Linked DNA regions of Mus musculus: regions 1 and 2 are each linked to region 3. A link is a loop called in an ENCODE intact Hi-C map of the cell type or tissue named here. Cell type or tissue: left cerebral cortex. All regions are shown on one strand.

What was found. A loop is a pair of places that touch in the nucleus more often than their neighbours do. Peaks named below come from ENCODE experiments on the same cell type or tissue, not always from the same donor. Only the 100,000 strongest peaks of a DNase experiment are listed, where the experiment ranks them.
Region 1: a loop joins it to region 3, with 7 times the contacts of the local background. A loop is called at or near these places in 12 of 42 quality-filtered maps.
Region 2: a loop joins it to region 3, with 5 times the contacts of the local background. A loop is called at or near these places in 3 of 42 quality-filtered maps.

What each region holds. Positions count from the first base shown.
Region 1 is chr8:90,654,188-90,662,187 of GRCm38, reverse strand. No RefSeq gene overlaps it. Among named protein-coding and RNA genes, the nearest start is that of Gm35850, 83 kb to the left of the region's middle. In left cerebral cortex, a CTCF peak has its summit at 4,301 (motif pointing right); DNase peaks (open chromatin) are centred at 3,774, 4,286 and 4,905.
Region 2 is chr8:91,015,452-91,023,451 of GRCm38, reverse strand. It overlaps Chd9 (chromodomain helicase DNA binding protein 9), which reads right to left. Exons shown (of 40, transcript NM_177224.2): 25 at 7,528-7,617; 26 at 1,583-1,686; 27 at 520-637. Among named protein-coding and RNA genes, the nearest start is that of Gm39221, 40 kb to the left of the region's middle. In left cerebral cortex, a CTCF peak has its summit at 3,469 (motif pointing right); a DNase peak (open chromatin) is centred at 3,495.
Region 3 is chr8:89,845,756-89,853,755 of GRCm38, reverse strand. No RefSeq gene overlaps it. Among named protein-coding and RNA genes, the nearest start is that of Gm24212, 180 kb to the right of the region's middle. In left cerebral cortex, CTCF peaks have their summits at 3,411 (motif pointing left) and 4,149; DNase peaks (open chromatin) are centred at 3,410 and 4,128; H3K27ac peaks cover 313 bases.

The sequences.
Region 1 (8,000 bases), 810 kb before region 3:
AGCTTTCTGCTCCTGCATCTATGCCTGCTGCCTTGCCTCCTCACTATGACGGGGTTCTGACTTCCTGGAACCATAAGCTAAAATAAAGCCTCATTCTTCTGGAAGTTGCTTTGGTTATCGTATTTTATCACAACAGACAGGTAAGTAACACAGAAGGTTCAGTTTTGGAAGTCTAAGATCTGGGCAACAGGCATTTCAGAAAGGGAACCAGTTTCTGAAAACGGAAGGGCAGGTCCACAGAAGGTGAAAACTCCCATTTCCTGGTACAGTGATGGTGACTACACCAGGCCTGCAGATCTCAGCACCATGGGGAGAATTGAGAGTGAGGGGACCTGGAAGCAGAATGGTTTCAAGCTTTCCCACAACCATGGGAGATATGGGATGATACTAGAGGAATATCTTCAAGGCTGAAAGATAAATGATTACTGCTTAGATGAGTATGCACAGGCAAACTATCAATCAAATAAAGGGATGGACAAGCATTGTAATTTATAATAAGCAGAGATGCTTAGAAATATCCCTATTGGGCTGGGCGGTAGTGGCACACGCCTTTAATCCCAGAACTTGGGAGGCAGAGGCAGGCAGATTTCAGAGTTTGAGGCCAGCCTGGTCTACAGAGTGAGTTCCAGGATAGCCAGGGCTACCCAGAGAAATCCTGTCTCGAAAAAAAATGTCCCTATCAGCTATTTTAGGTATATGCCCCCAAATACCTAAATAAGGGAGCTTCCTCTCTTTGGTCTGGGTCCAATTTAATTTCTTTTTACTATAAGGAAGTATTTGGATGCCTATATGATAAACTTGTCCAAAGTTTTCATTGTTATTGTTTTGCCATCCTCAAAAATCTTTTTTTTTTTTTGCCTCAAACAATATTAAAAAAATTTGTGTCCAGTACTAGCAAAGGAAATATGAAAGTTGAATAAAGATGTTTTAGGTTAAAAAAAATCCATTCCCTGGAAGCTACTGAAGGATGTCTTCTATTCCAGAAAAGAGGGAAGAATTTGACAAGGAAGAAGAAAGAAGTTCCAGGAAAGAAGAGACCCAATTCAAGGGAGAAGAAATCCAATCCAATCCAGTACCTACCAGAACCTTCCAGGGGATTTTTTTTCAAGAATAGGAGCTTGTTAGATAGTCTTAAAAAGAGATTTAGAAAAAAGGCAGGAAGTTTCAAGTTGCATGAGCGGTAAGTTCCCAGGAGGGGGAAAACAACAGTAACATCATTATCATCATCATTATCAACAACAACAGCAACAGCAACAGCAACAGCAACAGCAACAACAACAACAAACCGACCAAAAAACTCCAAACCCCTTAACTAAAAAACAAAAACAACACCCTCCCCTACCCCCCCCCCCCGCAAGACTATTGTCTCTAGGGAAACGTGAGAAAGAAAACAACCGTTATTAACTTACTCATGACTGTACAGTTAAAATGTTTATTGATCTGATAAAACAAAAATGGTTTTATTGAGAAGAGTGTGTGTGAATAAGAGTATTCATGAAGCTAAGGGATGGAAGAGAAGTTTAGTTATCACCGGAAGTGGAGGAGGGCAACAATGCGGTATAAAAGGCAAGACTGGGAACTTCATAACACGTATGCTGTTCATGGTTACTGGGGTGATGGACATGGGGGCAAAGGGTGACAGGTGCTGAGTGTCATGTAATCTTCTATGACTCCTTGACTCTTTAAATATATGCCTTTATATATTTGATAATCATAAAATTAAAGATAGCTTTGTAGAGTATCTGTTGTGTCATGAGGACCTCACAATAAGTTTTTATCATTATTTTTCTTATTCCTAGTGTGCTGAAATGGGCCAGGTGTGAAAGGGAGAATTTTCTTTAAACTTTTGAATTTAAATACTTTAAAATTTTTCTTTAAAAACCATCATCATCACCACCACCACCACCATCATCATCATCGTGATGGACATCCAGGTGCTACAGCCTGAGTATGGAGGTCAGGAGGAAACAACGTTCAAGAGTTGCTTTCCTCTCCATCCTCTATGGGATCCTGCCATCAAATTTAGGTTGTCAGGCTTTAGTGGTATCTTACGGGCCCAGGAGAACGTTTCTGGATGTAAAACAACTCAAGCTGTTAGCTCAAACCCATTTTCTGTATGATGATCTGACTGTTGAACTTCAGTGCAGAGGTGGAGGCCTATGCCCTCTTTAGAATTTAGGAGGATGAAGCCAAGTCTTCTACAACAGATGTCCTCAGTGTGTTTGGGATGCCACACTTCATTTCTTATGACTCTGTTTACCCTTCATACCACTGTGTCAGAACAGCCCAAGAGCGGAGTCATGTGAGAAATCTGACTGCTAGTGAGAAAACTCCAGCAAAACAAGACGAGAGTCTTGTGACCTCGGTTTCTTCAAAACACAAAATTGTTCTTGAAATGTGTTTTTGTGCTCTTCCCAGGTGCAGTGGATAGGAGTGAAGTTACCTCATGTGCTGTCACTCATGTTCCTCAGGGGAAAACATGCTTTTGCCATGTGAGGCATTGTCCTTGTGATTGGACACTTCACTCAGGTGACTCTTCTTAACCCTCAGCATATAAATTGTCCGATGCTCTGAATAAAGTTGAATAGTTGAATCTTGGATGCGACTTTATTTTGCTTCATTTTTAGGTCCTGCTCTCCCAGGTTCATGACACCAGCTAGGTGGGTAAACGGCATTGATGCTGTGGTTATCTTCACTGGGAGGTTGGGGAAGGGTCTTGGAAGGGTTAACATTGTTCCCCATCACACAGTAAGGGAGAAGTAAGACTGGGAGTGGAGCCCAGCTTTGAAAGCCTAAGGCCATGCTAGCTCCTCTGCTCCTCCCTCCTCCTCTCCACCCCCAGCAGCAGAGAGTTCACAGGCACAATCCGGAATGACAGCCTCACAATGGAATCATGCAGAAAGTCCGGATGTGTGGAGGACTGGCAGGGTCCAGCTACATCTGTGTGTTCCTGCCAGTGAACAGACCCTTGGGCTGGTGCCCTGGTTACAGACCAGGGGGCTGTCCTTTTGTTCTTGGGTCTGCAGAGCCTCTACTCTCAACAGTTTAGCACCATAGAGCCAACACACTATTGTTTAATCTCACGGATCTCTCCTGACAGGACAATTTGTTCTCTCTTCACCCTGGAGAGATGGGTGAAGGCTAAATGTAAACAGAATCTTCGTCCTACTCAAAACAAAGTCAGAGCTTTGACTTTGAGCTAAAGATGTCACAGGCCACGGAAGGAAGTAAGACTCTGAAAACCACTGAGATTTCTGCCTTACCTTTGTACAGCTGGCCATACTTTTTTCTTTTTTTTTTTAACTTCACTTCTGTCCAGGTGATTTGGAGCCTACAATGACTGGGAGATTTAGGGGTCCCTGGTGCTACACAAATCTAGATGTCTATTGCATTTATGTTTTGTGTATATTGTATGTTGTTACTGTTTATTTGTCTGAGATAAGAGTCCTGCTACGCAGTCCAAGTTGGGCCCCAGACTCACAATCCTCCTGCCTCAGCATCCTTTCCAGCTTCCTTCTGAGCTTCTATGCGTGTAGCACTCTACCTGCATTTTAAAGGCATATTATAGAAATCGTGGCATGTGCACCAGTCAGGATAAACTTGGAAAGGAGATGGTACCTTGATAAAGGTTGTCAGTGTGCATTTTTGCTGTCTGAACTTGTTTTGTTTTAACCAAGGTGGGTGTAGCAGGAAGGGAACTCTGGGAGAATGGTGAAGTACTTCAAGCCAGCAACAGTGAGGAGCTCTAACCACCATATGCTTAAAGGGCACCAGACCTTCAAGAGAAAGTTATATAGAACAGCTGTCTGGAGTTGCTGAGATTATGGGCAGTGGTGGTGGCAGGGGAAAGGGGAGACAGTACCTTCCAAATGTACTGGAAGGATGGAGCCTGGGAATAAACATTTTCCTATACCTCCTCCTCCATCACCAGCCAGTGCCTCCCCTTGGGTAAACCTGACTAGAGGGCAGAAGGCCAAGGGATACATAATAAAGTCCTATAGGTTGGCTCCCCTGGACAAGGAAGAGGGTGGAGACAGATGGAGGGTAGGTTTGGTGAAGCCAGAAAGAGACACTTAAATTCGGGTTCACCTGTGGCTCCAACTTGTCTGTTCTGGTGTAGGCCCTCTGTCCTGCTTCCTTTGTATGCCTTTGTCACCTTTAGATCCAGTCCTGCAAACGGTGCCAGCTCTTCTCAAGGATATGAGCACTCTCAGCGAGTATATTTTTATTGTGAAGACATCTGCACCTTCTTGCCAGCCAAAAACAACATATGGAAGCGTTTCCCACATTTTCACCAGGGGGCACTCACTCCTTTCCCATGGATAGCTAGAAAGGCTTTTTTTTTTTTTTTTTTTTTTTTGCAAGTATTTGCTAGCCAAAATAGAATCCTTTTCTGTGGGCACAGCGACTGTTGGAACAGCTCTGTCCTAAAGTGATTTCTATGTAGCTAAACACTGTTTCTGTTTGAAAGACGACTGGACCCTGGGACGATTTCTTGGTAAATGTTTAGGGCCCAGCTTGCACACTGCCGGGAAAGTGTTTGGGTCTAAATGCTGTCTTATTCTGCCATTAAAATGAACAAAGCCAGAAAGACTTTGAAAAGATAATCGGCATGCCTAATTTGTAGGTGCTTAAAAAAAAAAAAAAAGCAAAAAAACCTAGCTGAAGGCCAACCAATCAAAGCTGGTTTTGAAAAACCTCTCTGTAGGGATTGTCTTGTACCCATCCCCATGATTCATCCTCATGGATAAGTAGAGGGTCCTGGGGGAAAGGTGTTTTCTCAAGTATAAATTCTTCCAAATGGAAAGACATTTGTTTGCTATCATATCAATCTATTAGCTGTGAGAGTGACACATGCTTTGTCAAAGGATCCGTGCAGTCAGCCAAGCAATATAGCTATGTACGAGGAACGGGCAGAGGGAAGGGGGAGGAGGGGCTTGCTTCTGTTAAAAATGAATCATGGATGAGACCGGGTAAAGACAAATATGGATCTCTGATCCCTTTTAAACGAGCATTGTCTTATACCTGCAGGGAAATACAAAGACTTATTCAAATGTACAGAGTGGAGAATGGTGGGAAAATTGGTTTCTCTTATCCTATTGGAGGCTTGGCATGGAAGGTATTTGATCTGTCAAAGAGTCAACCAGTCAGTCAGTCATCAAAGGGTAGATTAAAACTGGCTTGTGCCCATGAGCGGAGTTTGTCCTTAAGTCTGGAGTCTGTATGGTATGATGGAGAAGAACAAAAGTTTTGGCATAAAGTCAATCTGGATTCAAATCTTGGCTCTGTCACTTATCTACAATCTCGGGGAAATTCAGTTAACCTCTTGAGCCTTTCTGACATATAAATGGGGGAAATTATATGATCTACTTAATGGACTCAGGGAAGATTAAGGCAGGAACCCAAGCAAAGTTTCTGTTGCATAACAATGAGTAGTGGTAGGTATCATCATGATCTTAATAACAAATCAACCCCATTCCGAGTACTTACTGTCGTTCTATAACAAGGAAACAATCACATGGGTCGAAGTAATTTATTACTTGGCTTTTTTCCCCCTTCAATTAACTTTAGTAGCCAACTATGGTACTGCTAATTAGTTATTTAAAAAACAACAGCTGTTTGAGTGAGTTTACTGTCATAAAAACACAGGATCTTAGAGCTAGGGAGACTAACAGATTCATTTCATCCAAACCTCTTTTAACATGAAGGGAATCCTTTAAAAAAAATCTTTAAAATAAAGCCAACCTATCTGCATAGCCATAAATAGAAAGTGTGGCCAAGACCCACAGTACCTTCCTGGATGAGGACAAAGCTGTGTTTTACTCGATAGCCCTTCCTCGGAAATCAGTGCTTCCCGACGATCAAGGGGTGTTATCTCTTTATTTTCTGTATTCCAGCTACTGTAAGTTTATTTTCATTACTTCCTGTTGCTTTCTGAAACATGTTAGAGAATCTTCTAATCGAGCTTGCAATGAGAAATTAAAAATAGTATCCAGAGTGGTGGATAGAGTGCAATCCTTATCAAAATACCAAGGGGACTACTTCCAGAAATAAACATGCTAAATGCGCACGTGTATGAACACACACACACACACACACACACACACACACACACACACACACACACACACACATACACACTCCAGTCAACCAAAGCAATACTGAGAAGGAAAAGTGAAATTGGATGCATCCCACTTCCTGACTTAGAATTATATCACCAAGTTATACTACTTAAAATAACACGGTACTTGGTCTACCCAATCTTAAGATACATTCCAGTCCATAGTAATTATTAAAAACATCATGGTTCTACCACAAAAATAGACATGTAAATTAGTGTAATAGAACAGAGGGCGCAGATATAAGTCTACACAGTTATAGTCAGTTGATTTTGTACAAAGACGACAAAAAGTGCACACTGGAGAAAAGACAGCTTCTTTAGCAAGTGACTCTGGGTAAAGTGTATGTGTAGCATGTAGAACAATTAAGCTAGATCCTTATCTCTCACCCTGTACAAAAATCAATTCCAAGTGCATTGAAGACCTTAATGTAAAACCCCAGACGCTGAATACCGGTAGAGGGAAAGGTAAGGACTATGTTACAAGAGGTTGGCATAGGTATGGACTTTCTAAATAGAAACCTGGTTGCCCAGAACATAAGGTCAACAATTGACAATTGGGCTTCATAGATTAAAAAAATACTTCTGTACAGCAAAGGAAACAGTTGTATGAAAAGGTAACCTATGAAGGGGGAGGAAAATCCCAGCCAGTTATATATCTGACAGAGGATTGATGTTTAGAGTATGTAAAAAACCCAGAAAACTAAACCCAAGCAATAAATGCCCAATTAAAACAAAAAACAAAAAACTTTGGAACCAAATACAACGTTCTCAAAAATGGCTGGGAAGTAATTTTAAAAGTGTTCAAAATACCATTATTCATCATGCAAATGCAAATTAAAACTATTTTTGAAAGCACCCCAATTAGAATGGTTATCACTATCATCTTGAAAATAGCTGCCAATAAATTCTAGTATTGATGTGGGAAAAGGGGGGAGTTCTTACACACTTCTGGGGGGACTGTAAACTGCTACAGCCACTGTGGAAATCAGTGTGGACATTGCTCAAAAAGCTATAGAGCGACAATGTGACCCGGCTACATCACTCTTGGGCAGATAGCCAAGGAGTCTGTTCCACTACAGACACACTTTTTTTTATCCATGTTCATTGTTGCATATTCACAATAGCTGGGAGGTTGAATTAGCCTGGATATCAGTCAACTGATTCATCAGTTGAGAAAATGAAATTATATTCAGTTGTAAGAAAATGTAATTATGAAAATTCCAGGTAAATGAGTGGAGTTGCAAAACACACTGAGGTGACCCAGGCCTGGAAAGACACACAGTGCACGTTCTCTCTCGTTCATGGATCCTAGTTTTGAATTTTTACATTTATATGTTAAATTCAGAGTATTTGTTGAAGCAGTGAAACCAAAAAAAGGAGGGGAAGCTTGCAGTGTGGATGCTAGGAAAGTAGAGAGGGGATATGGTGGGAGCCAGAAGGTTTAAGCAGAGATGGGGTGGATTTTAAAAAGTGATTGAAAGGAGGGAGCCGACAAGGTCGACTAGTGCTGCATCTAGAAGCCATGGTCTGTAAAACAAAAGCCCAGTGCCGAGAGTGGGATACTTCTCCTGCCGGTTGGCCCCGGAGTCATCAGAAGTCCCCCAAACAATGTTCGATTTGGTCATTCCTCTTGGTTGTCCATAGAACTAGGTGATAAGACCCTATTGCTGAAGGTATTACACACGTTGGTTGCAGGATATAGAGAAACCAAGCTGGAACTGGAACTGAGTTGAAAGTTGAAAGTTTCCTCCCCATTTACGAGTTTCTACGGTGCCAGAAGGCGTTTCACAGGATGCTAGGGAACAAAGACATTTAGTGGTCCTACCGCAATATGAACCTACCAGTTACAGAAATGATCTGCCAGGCAAGATGTACAGGC
Region 2 (8,000 bases), 1.2 Mb before region 3:
GCAGAAAAAGTAGTGCGATTTGGTACACACTTATGAGCCCAATGGTAGGAAGGTACAGATGGGGGGTTCCTGGAGCTTGTTCATTTACCAGATTTGCCCACTCCCTGAAAAAAGGCCTCTCTCTCCCAAAAAAAAAAGGTTGGCAAGAGCTGAAAATAACACCTGCAGTCGTCCTATGCACTCAATGCACGTGGTCTTGCTAACACCCCCCATCCCCCCCCAACACAGATAAACCTTGAGTTGTAAAGTAAGTTTAGTGGATTAGAGCACTTGCTGCTCTTGTAGGGAACCCAGGTTTGATTCGTGACACCCACAAAACTGGTTCTCAACTCTCTATAACTCCAGTCCCAGGAGATCCAAAGCCCTTTTCTGACTTTAGGAGCACTAGGCATGCAAATGTTATCTATACATACATGCAGGAAAATTGCATAAAACAAACAGTAAACAAATCTAAAGACAAAGATGAACCCCACAGACAGGGAAAGCAAGCCCATGGAGCCAAGTGTGACCCACACATACCCATCCATGTAGTCATTGGCTCTCTGCTCAGCAGCGACAGCCTTGTCGTCAGGCTTGCCCACTCTTTCCAAGAAGCACAAAGCTGGGTCTGCTCTGATCGTGTTGTACTTTTCATAACCTGGAAGGACCGCCAGTTATAATGATTCAGAGGACAGAAAAAAGTTGTGAAAACACAAGGGTTCCTTATATGCACAATACTGATATTCTGGGATTAAAGGAACATTATATTTAAGTAATACATGCTAAATATGCTGTCTTGAAATAGTCACTAAATATTACACGGTCAAACAATATCACAAATTTTTTAATGTATCTGTTACAAAGAAAAATAGAGGGAGGGCCCAGTGGTTCAGAGAGTTCCTGCGCATGTAAAAGACCCAGGTTCAGTTCCCAGGACCCATGTTACGCTGCTAACCACAGCCTTTAATTTCAGCTCCAGGTGATCCAACATTCTCTTTTTAATGACTTGTGCATTGGACGCATGTGAACACACATCATTAAAAAATCAAATCTTAAAAAAAAATGCCACAGCAACAACAATGAAACCAGAGCTGGAGATGGTTCAACAACTGAGAGCACCGCTGACCTTGCTGAAGACCTAGGTTTGGTTCCCATCACCCACAGAGTGGCTCCCAGCCATCCTAACTCAGGTTCAAGGTCATCTGGTGCTATCCTCTGGCATCTTAGTGTATCAGGAATGCATGCAGAGCATACACACACACGGAGAAAAAGCATTTGAATGTATAAAATAACAATAAATACACCTTATCAATCAAAAAGAATAAACTGATCACACACAGAATCGATGCAACTCTTCTAAGAGAGAAATCTGTGTAACACTGAAAGCCCAGAGGGCAAGTCACATATACCACCATCTCATGAGGATTTGATTTTAGTTTGACAATCTATGGTTTAATGATTACACGTGTGTGTGTGTGTGTGTGTGTGTGTGTGTGTGTGTGTGTGTGTGTGTGTAGTAAAACTGTAAGTGAAAACCAATAAACTAAAAACCTGGGAATTCCATTATCCACAGAAAGAGCTCTCCCCCTCACTCCTTACTTACCGTGCTTAAAAACCCCAATAAGAAGAGACTTATCAGCATCAAAGTCCCACCACGCAGCAGGAACCTCGGAATGGTCTGGCTCTGGCACCCACACATCAATGTCACTTAAAAACAGCACAACATTATGAATTTTATAAATGTGTATAAAGGAGGCAAGAGGTATAAGTGGTGTTAACAGCAACAAAGATCTCACAGAATGAACTAACATTATGTTCAGCAAAGCCAATGCGTCTCAGCAAGGGCTACTGTCTGGTTCTCCTAAGGCAGTCTTCTCGGCACTGTCGCCCCCCCCCCACACACACACACAGAGCACCTCACTGGGTTAATATAGCAGTAAATAGCATTGTAAGACAAATCTTCAGCTGAGAACACCAGGTTCTGAGAGGTCAAAGGAAGTGCTTTGTGCAAAAGAACGCTATGGCTCATCTCAGATCAGCTTTGTTAAGATCACACTTAAAAATGTAGGGTTTTAATTCATAATTTAATTAAATCATACAAAGCACTACTTTAGTATTAATATGTAAATATATATTAATTTATATATATTCATACTATTCAGTAAAAAATGACAGTGTTCAGATTATTACAGACTCTGACAAAAACCCATAATGCCTTGTCAGTTTGTCTTTTTTTTTTTCCCCGAGACAGGGTTTCTCTGTGTAGCCCTGGCTGTCCTGGAACTCACTCTGTAGACCAGTCTGGCCTTGAACTCAGAAATCCACCTGCCTCTGCCTCTCAAGTGCTGGGATTAAACGTGTGCGCCACCATCACCTGGCAGTTTGTCTGTTTTTATAACAGCGAGCTGGCAATAACTCGTCTACTCCCTCCCACCCCATGATACCATTCTCCCTGAAACGTTCTCCAAATGATGCAGGTGACATCACCTGTAGGCCTGTTTATTTCTTTGATGGTAATTTAGAACAAGTATAGGATAAAAGATACATTCCTAATGTTTAATAGCTAGCGTGTGTGTGTCCTGTATGTGTCCATGTTTCCTGATATTCAGTAGTCAAAGGGTAGAAACTGAGTGGACTACACTACAGAAAACAAAATAGACTAAGAATTTTACTATTTGATTTCATGACACTATTAATTTTTAAGGAGTCAGAAAACTAATCTAATACAAAGTAATACTATCTCTGTCTGATCACTATCATTTCCTAAATTAATTAGCAATTAATTTAGATCTTAACTGTTAAGTTTCCTGGTAATAATTAAGTTCTATGCCAAAAGTTCTTTAATAATTTGGCTGTCATATAAAAACAAGCTGACAAATGTGCTCCTGGAGCCGACAAAGACCCCTTCATGTGACCAGCAACAGCTGTGAGAGAGAAGGCACATACAAAGAGTTTCCCGAGGAGATAAAGGATGATGAGTGGCTCAGCTCTGTGGTTCGCAGTTGTCTTCAGAAGGGCTTAGCCCATGGGGAGAAAGAACTCGGGGGATGCGACACTGATAATCTGTTAGCACCTTAAGCAGGTACTTCATTGTATCTCCGCTATGAAACAAACCAAAACTGAAAATGTTTCGACTGAGTAGAGAAATAGAATGATTTTTCTGCACTTTTCAAAAGTTGAAAAAAAGATAAAGAAACTTAGCTAAAGAAAATATTTATTTATTTATATTTTTTAAAGATTTATTTATTTTATGTATATGAGTACACTGTAGCTGTCTTCAGACACACCAGAAGAGGACACTGGATCCCATTACAGATAGCTGTAAGCTACCATGTGGTTGCTGGGAATTGAATCCAGGACCTTTAGAAGAGCAGTCAGTGCTCTTAACTGTTGAGACATCTCTCCAGCCCAAAATACTTATTTTTTGATGGAGTTTCTAACTCAAAAGGAGGAGAAATGGGATCAAACAATGTCCCTTGTCCACCACCAGGTGGCGCTTTAAGCCTGGCTCTTTGTGATGAAAAGCTTTGCCCATGCTCCTGCTTGTGAAAGCATCAGTCAGTATACATACAGTTGGTAGTTCAAACCGAGTGCCACAGGAACATGAGGTGTTTGTAAACTGTTAGCAAAAGGGATACAAGACAGACTCACATGTGTTGCTGGGTTTTTCTGGTTCTTTATTGTGTTTTGTTTGGTTTTTGAAGGCTGTGCTATGCTATGGAGGCAAGGCTGATTAGAATTCACTATGCAGATCAGGCAGACAGGAAACTTTTGTTCACTCTGGTTCAGCCTCCCAAGTGATTGATTTCTGCCTTGAAAATGATGTGGTATTTCCTGCCTAAGGCCCTTTAAGACTTCCTAGGTTAAATCTTCCATTCAAAATATGCTTAGTACCAATAACTGCAATGAATTTAAACGGATGCCCTTGACTTTGTAAAGAGGCACCTGCAGGAATTCCTGACCAATAGCATGATGCAGTATTGGATATGTGGCCCTATGTGGCCCAGCACAGACTTGGAGACACAGAAAGACAGGCTTAGTCCATAGAGCTGAGGAAAGGAGGGGTTAGCAGAGAAAGGAGAAAAAGAAAATGTTCTAATCATAGTAACCAATCGTGGCAAGTATAAAAAGGTAAAATTAAAGTAAGAGGTACAGACTTGAGATAGAGATCTGAAAACATTAGAATAGATATAAAACGTTAAGCCACCAAGATGACAACCCCAAATAATGAAAGCTAAGTGGTAAGTGATGTGTGATAGTTGTTCTCAAACATCGCATTGGTGACTCTAGAATGACCTGAGGAGTCATTTGGGTTAGGGGTTATTTGGATTAGCGTAACAGAGGGGAAAAGCTACTCACTCTGCGGGGCACCATTCCCTATGCCTGGACCCTAAGCTCTAGAGAAGAAATAGAGTTGAGCACAGGAGTTTACTACTCTCTGCTTCCTGGCTGAGAAAGTAACATGGCCAGCGGCTTCAAGTTCCTGACATAAAAGAAGTGAGTCTATGACATCAAAAGGAGTATTAATATGGTGGAAGAGACACTGTGTTCAAACGTGATGCATTTTGTGTACAAATTTGTGTTTAAGGTGGAGGAGATGTAAACTTAATAAAATCCAAAGAGATGTATTTATTTTTAAAAAAGAAAAAGAATAATCAACAGAACATTGACTAGGATACCAAAAGTAGGTCAGTAGGTCAGTCATAGCCAGAGGAAAAGAGGCAATTAGTCAGCAAGTATTTATTGAGTACTTAACAGTTTAAGATTCTCCATTCTACTTGGGGAGGAGAATGCTCAGGATTGAGCCTAGGTCCTTATGTGATAGGCAAGGGCTCTATAGAAATCGATAGTCCCAGCCACAGATGATAATGTATGAGAATACAATGATCAATAAGACAGAAGTGAATTACAATGAAAGAAAAAGTTTTGAATAGCAAAGGAATTAAGAGACATTAAAATAGATGATTGGATGTACTTTAGATGGCATGGCAGGAAGGCCTACTCGAGAGGACAGCAGTTCTGCTCAACTTTGAAATATACACATGGATAGCTCTCTTTTTGTAATTTCCATTATATGTGTATCGGTGCCTGCGTGCTTGTCTGTGTACCATTTGTGTGCTCTTGGTGGCCAGAAGAAGGTGTCAGACCCCCTGGAACTGGAGTTGGAGTGCTGTAGCTGCTCTGCAAGGCTGAGAGTCTAACCTGGGGTCTTCTGGAAGAGCAGACAGTGTACAGAACTGCTAAGCAAACTCTGGAGCCACTTACATGGACAGTTCTTTGGGAGATCTGGACAAAGCATATTTGGACCAGAACAACACAGTGTGAGCTTGACCTGTTGGATGAACAGAAACAACAGAGTGGCTGGAACCAGAGTAAGGGGCAGAGTGAAGGGAGTAAGAGAGGTGTGGGCTCTCCTAGGTTCTAGAGCCTGGATTCTGCTTTAGGGGGACATTTTGAAGAGATGTAACAATGCTTTGGGAAAAAAAATCACTCTAGCTGCTGATTGAAGAACAGAGTGTAGAGAGATTGTGGAGACAAGAATAGTCAATGAGTAGGTCTCAGCAGAAATTTACAAAGAGAACTGAAGCTAGACTAGAGGTTTAGAGAAGAGAAGGAAGGTGCCCACTTGGCCCATTTTTCATGGAGCTCGAGGAGTTAAGTCTTCTTTCATGGAGGAGGAAGAAGACTCGAGAATCACAGCCATGAGCGGGATTCAGTAATGCTGGAGAATTCTTATGAGAATGCAAGGAATTGGTGGGTAGAGGAAGCACCATGGATACCTATGAAAGACAACATTTTAAGAAGCAAAGAGAGAAAGAACAAAGGAAAGAAAGAAAGAAAGAAAGAAAGAAAGAAAGAAAGAAAGAAAGAAAGAAAGAAAGAAAGAAAGAAAGAAAGAAGGAAGGTTGGTTGACTGTGTAACTGTGTATGCTAAGAAATACTTTTGTGCAATCATGTTAGAATGGGCTGATGATAAAAAAAGTGCAAACAAAGAAGTAGAAACAGAAAATCCAGGAGCCTGTTGCGAAGGGAAGCATTAAAACAGAGATAGACACTATGGAAGTTCTTTTCCTTTTATCATAAGTAATATGAACACGTGTGTACGCAAGAGGGAGGAAGGATGGGGAAGGAGGAAGAGAAGGGCCCAGGAAAGAAAGATTACTTCAGAAGTAAGGCTCTTAAATGAACAGTAGAGAAGGGCTCCAAGGCTGTGAATTGGCGAAGGAGAGGCAGGTAGGTAGCATGGATGCAGGCTGCTCTTGACTGGTTGTGTTCTTCAATGAAACAGGTCATTTTTACACATTGTTGGTGAGTTGAAAGGGTGCTTTGAGGAAACAGGTAAGGAAGAAAAGAAGTTTCCAAGCCAGCATGGTTAAACAGTCTGTTCGTTCCTTTTAATTTTGAATAGTCATGGCTTTGAAATGAATTCATTTCCCATTATGGGTGTTTTCCTAGCCATGTTCAGGTGCTTAGAGGAAGGCAGGAAGTAGGTAGATAACTTAGCTTTACCCAACCTGAAGTTATACTAGGTGCATTAAACAGTGAGACAGGCAAGCAATGGGGTTGAGGAATTTAGTATCTTAGGGAATAAAACTAAATAATAAGGGAAAAAAGGAGGGACACAAAAAGGTAATGTCTAGTGACTGAGTGGTGCAAAGATGCCAAATGAGGTCAGAATTCTAAGGACAAGTTCCCAAGCTGCAACTGAGTTGGAAAGGCTGAGTAGTGATCAAAAGTCACACTGATGGGGTTGACAGGGTGGATCGGGCCTACAAGTGCACGTGTGTCTGTACCACAGACACAGGTCAAGAGCCTGGGAGCCCAGGGTATTGTTGGGTTTCACGTGGCTGCCGTATTAGAAGAGAATGAGTACAGGAAAGTTCAGGTTCTACTTGGTGGTGGGAAGCTGAGGTTACGTGTACTTGATGGCTGGCTTACATTTAGTTCCTGAGACTCTGGGGCTAAGTGAGTGGTCAAGGTGTGTACAAGTGTAGAAGAGACACTGCAGAGACGAGACTGAAACACACTGCCTGGAGCTAAGAAGCAAGATGAGCCTAGAGTGCTTCCTCCTGGCTCTTCCTTTGCATCTCATCCATGCAGCAAAGCAAAGTCTCATTCCTATTCATTGCTGCCACAAACTACTTAAGGATAAATATTCATTTTGTCTTTATCTTCAGTGTTTCACAATGCCTGAGAGTATTCAAAATTGGTCCTGACTGGAGGTGTAGACAGGTGGTAAAGTGCACCTGGCAGGCACAAGCACACTCCCTGGGTTTGAACCAATAACACAAAGAAGACAAAATAACACAGACTTTTCTGAAGAGATGAATTAACTGTCAATTTCATGGGTTTCTACCTGAATTCCATCTGGCTACATACAATTCTTCAAATCATTACTCCCACATTTGCTGCTGCATTTTATAAGAGAACCAAGGATGAGAGTAACAGAGGAGAGGCCAGGGATGGACCCCTAAATCCAGGGGACTGTCCTCCACTGACTATGTGATTTTCTGTCACTTTACTGTGTTATTAAAACATTTAAGTTACCTTGCATCAACTCCATCAAAGACTTTTTGACTCTCATTTCCAATGACTTCTTGCTTTAGATAGTACAGCATCCTTACACGAAGCAGGACTCTATGAATAGATAGATAGGTAAACAAACAAACAAATACATAAATAAATCAACCAACCAACCAACTACAGGAGACACAAAGATGTTAAGTCACTAAAGGGAAAAACCAGTCAAGGTGGGGGATTATCTATAGACTTTTGTTAACTTTCTGGTGTGTTTTGTCTGTCTGCTTGTTTGAGAGGATTTGCTATGCAGCTTTGTCTGGTCTGAAACTATGAACTCATGGGTGACGTCTCCTGCCATTGCCTTCCCCAGCAGACAGAGAACAGGTGTGTGCACTACCCCTTGCTCATACAGAGTCTTTTAATAATAATGATTAAGTATGATCAAGTGACTGCCATCACTGATGCTACACAGAAGATACTAAAAGATCTTTACAATGGTC
Region 3 (8,000 bases):
AGAACATTTGTGCATCCTTCTCAGGGTTTAAAAACAAAAGATACTGAAATCCATAGTGGGTAATTTTCATTGGTCTTCTGTACAAAACATTTACAGGACTACTGAATACAAGAATACGGGAGGACAAAGGCAGGCGATGAATTCCTGGAATGTATATGCTTAAGAAGAGCATATTTCTAAGACTTATAATCTTTCATCACAGAAAGATTTGGGGATAATTTATCTTTAGTTTGAGTTATGTTGAAAGCAAAGGTAGATAAGAACTGATGTATAACTGCATCCCAACCACCAGCAAAATACACAAAGAACACGGATCTATAACAAATGAAAAACATGTTTTCAATTGGGGAATCCATTATTTTTGCCACAAAATAGGAGGTTGAATAGCAGGAATGTTGTCTCGATGGTGATGGCTGTAAACAAAGATGTTCAGACCTGGAAAGAGAAAAGGCCACTTTCATGGAGTTTTTTGTTGTACAGTTGAGAAGTACTATCGGAGTACAAGTTTCAGACTTTTAGTAAAGAACAGAATAGGTTATTTTTGACATAGAAATGATGACCACTGAGATTTAGAGACATTTCATATACATTAAGAACTCTGTTTCTCTCTCCTTTTTTCCCATTTTTAAAAATTGATTCTTTTTAAGTTTCACATCATGTACCCCAGTCTCACTCATTTCCCCCATATTCTTCCTTCATTTGTGCAAAATTCTTCCCAAAATAAACAACACACACACCACTCATTATCACAATGTGCCCCACAGTATATCTCTCTGTCCACATATCTTCACTTGCAAATGTTCATTGCAATGAGTCATTAGTAGAGATTGATGTCTTTTGCTTCCATGACATTACCAATATTGGATTATTGCTGGGACTTCTCTCAGTTATCCTGTTGTTGCCCTGTGCCATGGAGATCCTGGAGTTTGGGATCAGCAAGACTGGCCCTTTCATGCATTCCAACTGTTCTCAGATGATATAGATTTTGGGGTGGGCCAATTCAGACCCCTGCATAGGGGTCTGAGCTTGTCAACTGGTCAGCTCTCCCTTATCTGCACCACCAAGATAAGTTTTGTAGCACTGCTCTTCCTAGGCTACCAAATGCCACCATTATCAGAAGTCAGAGTCAGGTCTCCTGCTTTGATGCACTTGAGGCCAGCTCACCCACACCCATGCCTACAGAGCCAGCTCCATTGTACTGCCCAGGTAAGGCATGGACCCACTTTCCAAGTCACTTACATCATGCTTTACTCCGGGCAGTGGTAGCATGCTTCTGAGAATATCCACTAGTTGTTTGTACATTCTAAGGGATATTTACAACTGTTTGGTGACATAGGCAGGATGACTGGTCTAAGTATAGAGTAAATAAGCTGAGACTCTGGGGAGTTTTGGCTGGACTCATTCTACAGTGTGTCCAGAGCAGACTTATGTCTTTATCAACCTTGCCTTTTTGCATGGCTGCTCTTTTATCTGCTCACAATTCCGACTACTATTTTCCAGTCACAAATGTGAAGTTCTAAGTGTTCTGTCCTATACCACTCATCTGATTCAGTCATATTATGCTGAAAAGTTAGCAATAATTTCCTCTGTAAGTGGAGCTGGTGAGTCCAATCCTGAAGCAGCCATGCTGGTCCATGCCTGCTTCTCAGTGTGCACATCAACTTCAGCACACATCACGTGGGACACATTGATTATACTCCTGGGAGTGCAGCTAATCAAAGACTGTTGCCTATGGGATGTATGCCATGGGCACCTACTCATTTGGGGAGGAGTTAGTGTAGAACCTGCCTTCTAAAGGTGAATCCTGCTTACATAGCAACTCAAAACTGTACATAGAATTCTTATATTTGTGTGTGGGTTAAATTAATGTCTCTGTCTTTAATTCTCATAAAGGCCTGTAAGAGAAGAAGTCTTAGCAGCCAGTCTGTTGCTCTAAGGAGAAAGATGGCCCTGAGGAATGAGTGGCTAGAGACACAGAATAAGCTCAGATGTCTGGTGGATAGGAGCTCCTTTCTTTGTGGATGTCTTAATGAAGGAACTAGCAAGCTTCCAGGCCAGGTGGGTTTTCTGGTACAAGCTGTTATCCCTCTTGTATCATCTTAACACCTGCTCTAGAAGTCTGGGAACACCCAGTATACTTCTGTTTGGGGGGTACTGACTACTTTCAGATACTATCTATGAATTTGGCTTTTAAATTTTGAAAAGCTAACACCAAAGACTTTCTGCAGAATATTTTACAAGGGTGTGTTTCTTTTTCAGACTTGTGCATCAACCAAGATAAGTCTGGAATTCTGAAAGAGTTTTTATTTGTTAAAATGACAATTCTTTGTGACAAAAACTAGGGCCTTGAGGACTAGGCCTGTGATGGTTCTTGATCAACTTTTGTTGTTTTCTATCTTGTGAGCCAACAAATACTTATTACACAAGCTTTGGCTTTGAGTCCGCTCTTCTGTGTGCTGTGTTTTGACATAGGCTGGCTCCCTTGATAAATCTTTTCCTCATGATCTCTACGCCACTCTACTCTTACCCTTGGAGTTTGGGAACTGGAGTTCAAACACCTGTGTCCATGCATTCTGCTTCTCTCTTCCTTGTTGACTTGAATAATTGAATATCTGGTGATGTGTAATCGTGATCAATTAGCACTAAAAGCAGCAATATTTAGGCTGTAGGGTAGTGAGACTATCAAGTTAGTTAATGATAACAAAAATCCCACACACGTAATATTTCCAAAAGAGTATGAATTTAATCTACAAAGCCATTGCTAATCCCATTTTCCCAAGTTATTTCTAGATTTGAATTTATAATGATCAGCTAATAGATTTACAGCCAGGTAGAGGCAGGGAAGATTCTGTGCAAATAGGTCAGAGGTAGGCTAGTAAAATTGGAATGTCATCATTATTTTATGTTGGGTCTGATTTTGATACACTGTGGAAAATTCCACTGAAGGAAATCTTTGCAGGTTTCAAGTAGCAGGTTAAGATAGTGAGAGGCAAAGTTCATTCACTGTGATTAGGCATATTAAAATAATCTAGTTCAAAATAGGAATCATCATATTATATATTATGAGGAAATATTTCCGCATGGTAAATTTGCTCAATTTTGCAGCAGCTGTTCCTGAGCTGGAGAGCCTGGGGCTGAAATTCTCGGTGTTTTGGAAGCAGATCTGCTCTTTACCTCACTATGGAATGGGCAGGGCTTCCCAGGCTGTCCTGCATGTTCTCTGCTCTCTCTTTTGCTTTACCTGTTATACTCATGAGGCTATACTTCCAGGAAATGCTGGACAGTCCTATAAGCAAATCCAAAATCAGCACCATTTTTCTGGTCTGACAGAATCAGGCTGCCTAAGACAGAGAAGACAACCACTAACACTGTGTCCTTTGTAGTTCAGCTCGTTCCCAGTGCACCACCTTGTGGAAGAAAGACAAATAGCCCACAGTTACCCCTTCTGTTATACTCCATAAGAAACCTAACTCATTGGTCTCTCCCCATTGTTGCCTACAATCACTTCTCCTTTATGTAGTGCCTTTCAAATAAATTACTGATAGTCAGCTTCTACTCTGGTTATTAGTAAAAGAGGTCTACAATGTTTGCGTCTCCAAGTGCTAAGTGGAAGCCTGTAGCAACATCAGAGCAAACAACCTATCATTATCCAGGGGCATAGGAGATTGCATTTTGCAAGTCTCTTAGCCTGTTTAGTTGTCAGAACCATAGTGAAGTAGGAAACACTGTCTGTTCCTCAGACAAGGCTAACTTAGAGTTACCTCTCTCTGCAGAAACAGGTGTGGCAAAGGAGTTACCCACCATGTCTTCTCGCCCACGAAAATTTGACAGGGCCTACTCTTTATTCTGAGCTCTTCCATCCCAGCCCTTGATTCACAGCTACATCTTTAGAAGGGGATGCATAATTCTTGAAATGCATGTATGCATGTGTACGTGCATATGTGTGTGCATATATGTGCGTGTGTGTGTGTGTGTGTGTGTGTGTGTGTGTGTGTGTGTGTGTGTGTGTGTGTGTTACATTCAAGGTTTACTCAGGCCTCTTACATTTGTATGCATAAAATCACTATCGAGCTTGTTTCCAAGCAACAAAGATGGCTTGCCTCCTGAGCATTCAGCCTGAAAGTTGCACAACACTGACATCTGCTGCTTGTGTGTGGTTTGAGACTGGACCAGGTCAGCAGCTCATGAGTATGCAAAGCAAAATGTTTGACAACACTGTGTATCTACAAAAGCTAAAGTCTTTTGTCTGAAACTCGTGGGTTTATTTTTACTTTTTAAATACTATACATGAATAGAAGCCCACTTTCAATATGATGTTTCCTTGGTCTTTGCATGATCTATCAAAAAGGTGAGGTCTTGTTTGGCTTTGTAGGAAAACAACTGATAATAAAATAGATCAGTTTTTTTTTATTTTATATATGTTACCATAAAGTCTAGAGTTAAATGGTAAAGTGTATCTCTGCGACATAAAAACAACTTTTAAATAAGTGATTTTTATGGATAAAATAATATCTGAAAATATTTTATAATTTTCAAATATATTTGCATATTTCTCATTCATTCAACCACTAATTCATTCATACAATGCAATCTCTGTGTGAGTCACTGCTCCAGGCTTCAAGGAGGAGTTTGATCCTGGACCAGTAATTAAGAGCAAGTGCCATGTAGCTCTGAGGTAAGTGTGCTGTGGATTCAGGCTTCTTGTTCTGACTGTTTCTACTCTGGTATGTTAGATAACAGGTGACAGTCTATCTCATGGAGATGCTGTGTACCCTAAAGTTTAAAAAGAAACAAAATACTTCACAGTACCCTGAGTATCACTTGCTATCAGTGAACCAAGCCTTCAGAGTATCAGGATGATTTTAACTCCAGATTTCCAATTTAGGAAATGAATAGTTTTCATCTCAAACATGCCTAATAATGGGAAACTAAAAACCATGTAGTTCATGGTTTGTCAGCCTGGAAAGTTTGATGGATAAGAGTCAGAGGGAAAAGTTAAAAGGGAGGTGCTGGTCCTATTGTCAAGGAGCTCTAGAGATGGTTTGTCTTCATTCTGTAGAGGAGTTGATGAACACTGTTTTCTGTGAAATGCTTCAGAAACAGAGGTTCCTAGGGTTGTGTGACAGGGATGGTTAGAGCCATTGACCACAGGGGCTTACAGGGATCCTGGACTAAAGTGGCTGTTAGAGTGAGCCAGGGAAGACAGTGGGGATGTCAGAAGGGTGATGGGAATTATTGTGAGGAATGACTTTGGAGGACAGGCCGGCAGTATAGGTTGCTGGCTTTAGTGGGGTGACAACACTGTCACCTATAGGAATGTCACCTTGGACACTCAAGGGAAAATGTTCCTTTTCCGGGTTTATACTAAGTGAAGATCAAACTCCAGCTTAGAAAATTCAGTGTATCTCAGCAGTGCAGTTGTGTAGACCATATTAATCTGTTTGGCTTCCCCTGCTGTGAGATACTTAGCCTCATGCCTGGGTGATCTGGGCTTAAGCTTCATTAGAAAACTCATTCAAAGGTGCTTCTGGAACTTGAAGAACATTTAATCTCTGAATGTAGTAAAAAATAAAGAGAATGCAAATTAAGAGATGGCAGCTTTTAAATAGCTCCTTTAATACATATGTACAAAGCTTTATGATCTATAGAAAATATTGCTTTCTTTTCATTGGAACTTTTGTTGATTCTTATCATACAACTAAAAGTAAAGTGTAATGAATTCTAAACTATAGAGGCCTCAGAAAATCTCAGACCCACAATCATTTAGTTAAATGTCTAGCCAGTGTGTAACTATGTTAGAGAATACACAACTAAGAGAGAGTAAAAAGACCTGCTAAGGGAGGCAGAGAGGAAAAAACAACACATGGGACATTGAAGGAAAGAGGATATGGTGGGGGAAAGTTATAAGTGGAAGAAAGGGGAGCTGTGATGGGGAAGGAGAAAGGAGAGGGGGACCAACTAGAACATAAAAGGCCTTACAAATGTCTAATGCTCATTTCTCCCTCTCTGTGTGGACATATGGTATGTGTGTGTGACCATGTTCAAATGCATGTATGTGTCTGTGACTAAGTGTGCATGTGTGCTGTGTATGGGTCTACATGCTTATTTATGTGTTTACCCTGGCACACAAAAAGGTCAGAGAACACCCTGGGGACATTGTATTCCACCTCATTTGAAACTGTCTTTCTTGTTTGGTGCTGAGTGGACCAACAAGTGGCTATGGGTTCCTGTAGGAACTCAGATTATATGTTATAGGGATTAAAACTCAGGTCCTTAAGTTTGTGTAGTAAACATTTTACCCAATGGGTCATCAGTCCAGTCTGGTAGGCTAATTTTAAAAGAAAACAACTTAAGATTAACTTAAGAAACTGAAGATTATGCTAAAATAATAAAAGCATGAGCTAATGGCACTAGATGATGAATAAATAAAATAGCAAACAAAATATAATTAATAAGGGAATATATATCTTCAAAGCCTTGAAATTGTACCTCCTTCCCTAAAGTTTAGGAGCAAAGAAAACATGGGATAAGTGAGTAATGAAACAGATGATAAAGCTATGGATGTTGAAAAGTTATAAATAAAGCAGTATTTTGTCCATGAAGCCAAGAAACTTCAAACCCTACATCAATTAGACAAATTCTTAAAAACATGAATCACTAAAACTGGCTCCACCAAGATAAATATCTGTTCTATTTAAATAGCTAAAAGATGTATAAAGGCTTATGTAGAACTGAAAATCTGATAACAGATCTAATGGTCCAACTTCTTGAATGATAAAACCCACTAAAGCCCATCCAAGAAGAACGGGATTCTTTGGCTAAGTCTATTGTCAACTCCACAGACAGAACCAATTACTAATCACCTTCTAGAACATGCTCAGATTGGATCAGTCAAGTTAATCCCCAGTCTACATTCTTGGAAAATAGTATCAGAAGGAACACCTCCTAGTGCATACTGTGTGCCCAAAGTTACTCTAATATCAAAACTAAGGAAAGGGGAGAGGGAGAATACCACTATATGCTGTGAATATGGCTGCAAAAAAAAATATGGTCAGATCAAAGTCAGTAGTGATGAAGCCATGGTTCTGGTTTGGAATAAGGGCATGACATTCAGATCTGTTCCTTGGGAAGCATCCCACACTACTGTCTCCTCCCTTAAGAATTAACCCAGTTGGACCTGTCAATCATCTCTCCATCAGTAAGTTGGTTATGATGCTTCCCCCATGTGAACCTGCCCATTTCTCTGAGTTCTAACTCAGAGCTCTTTCCCTTCCTTCTTCATTTTAGAGAGTAGTGTAAAGCCTAAAATTCTTCCCTAACTCTATGGGATTTCTCAGTCTTTCTCTGAACTTCCCATACAGCTGCTTGTTGAGCAGGTCAGCTTTCTTGGACTTTAACCCATAAGGGTGTAACTTCATGTCTTCCTCTTTTCCCTTTCCCTCCTCTCACATGCTGCTTAGCTTTGTAGCTTTCCTATTCTATTGTTTTTTGTTTCAGATTCCAATGGAAACAATACTTGAGCTTCTTTTTGAACCTAACGACCCATGAAAGAGAACCCCTAATTCCCTGGAAACACTCAGTAGATGAAGCAAACTCATGACAAAATCTCACACTCACTTATCATAAAAACTCTGAGCAATCTAAGATGCCAAGAGGACTTCTTTAACTCTATAGAAAACTATAGAAAGCCTACAGCTGCTGCCATCACTTGAAGTGAGAACTAAATAGCTTCTTTCAAATATCAGGGGAAGGTAGTGAGGCCTGCCCAGTTTTCTTTCATATCATTCCATAAGTCCCAAATAAAGCAAAGAAAAGGAGTAGAAGTTATACAGACAGAGAAAAAGAGAAATAGTTTTCATCCATAGATGAAATGGTTGTCTATGTAGAAACCCCAAAGAGTAACAACAAAAGATTCTAGAGTTCTTAAGCTTTCACAGCAAGATCTTGGGATACAGCCTCTTGGTGTGGACCCAGTGTTCCCCTGGCTCCTTCATTCTGGT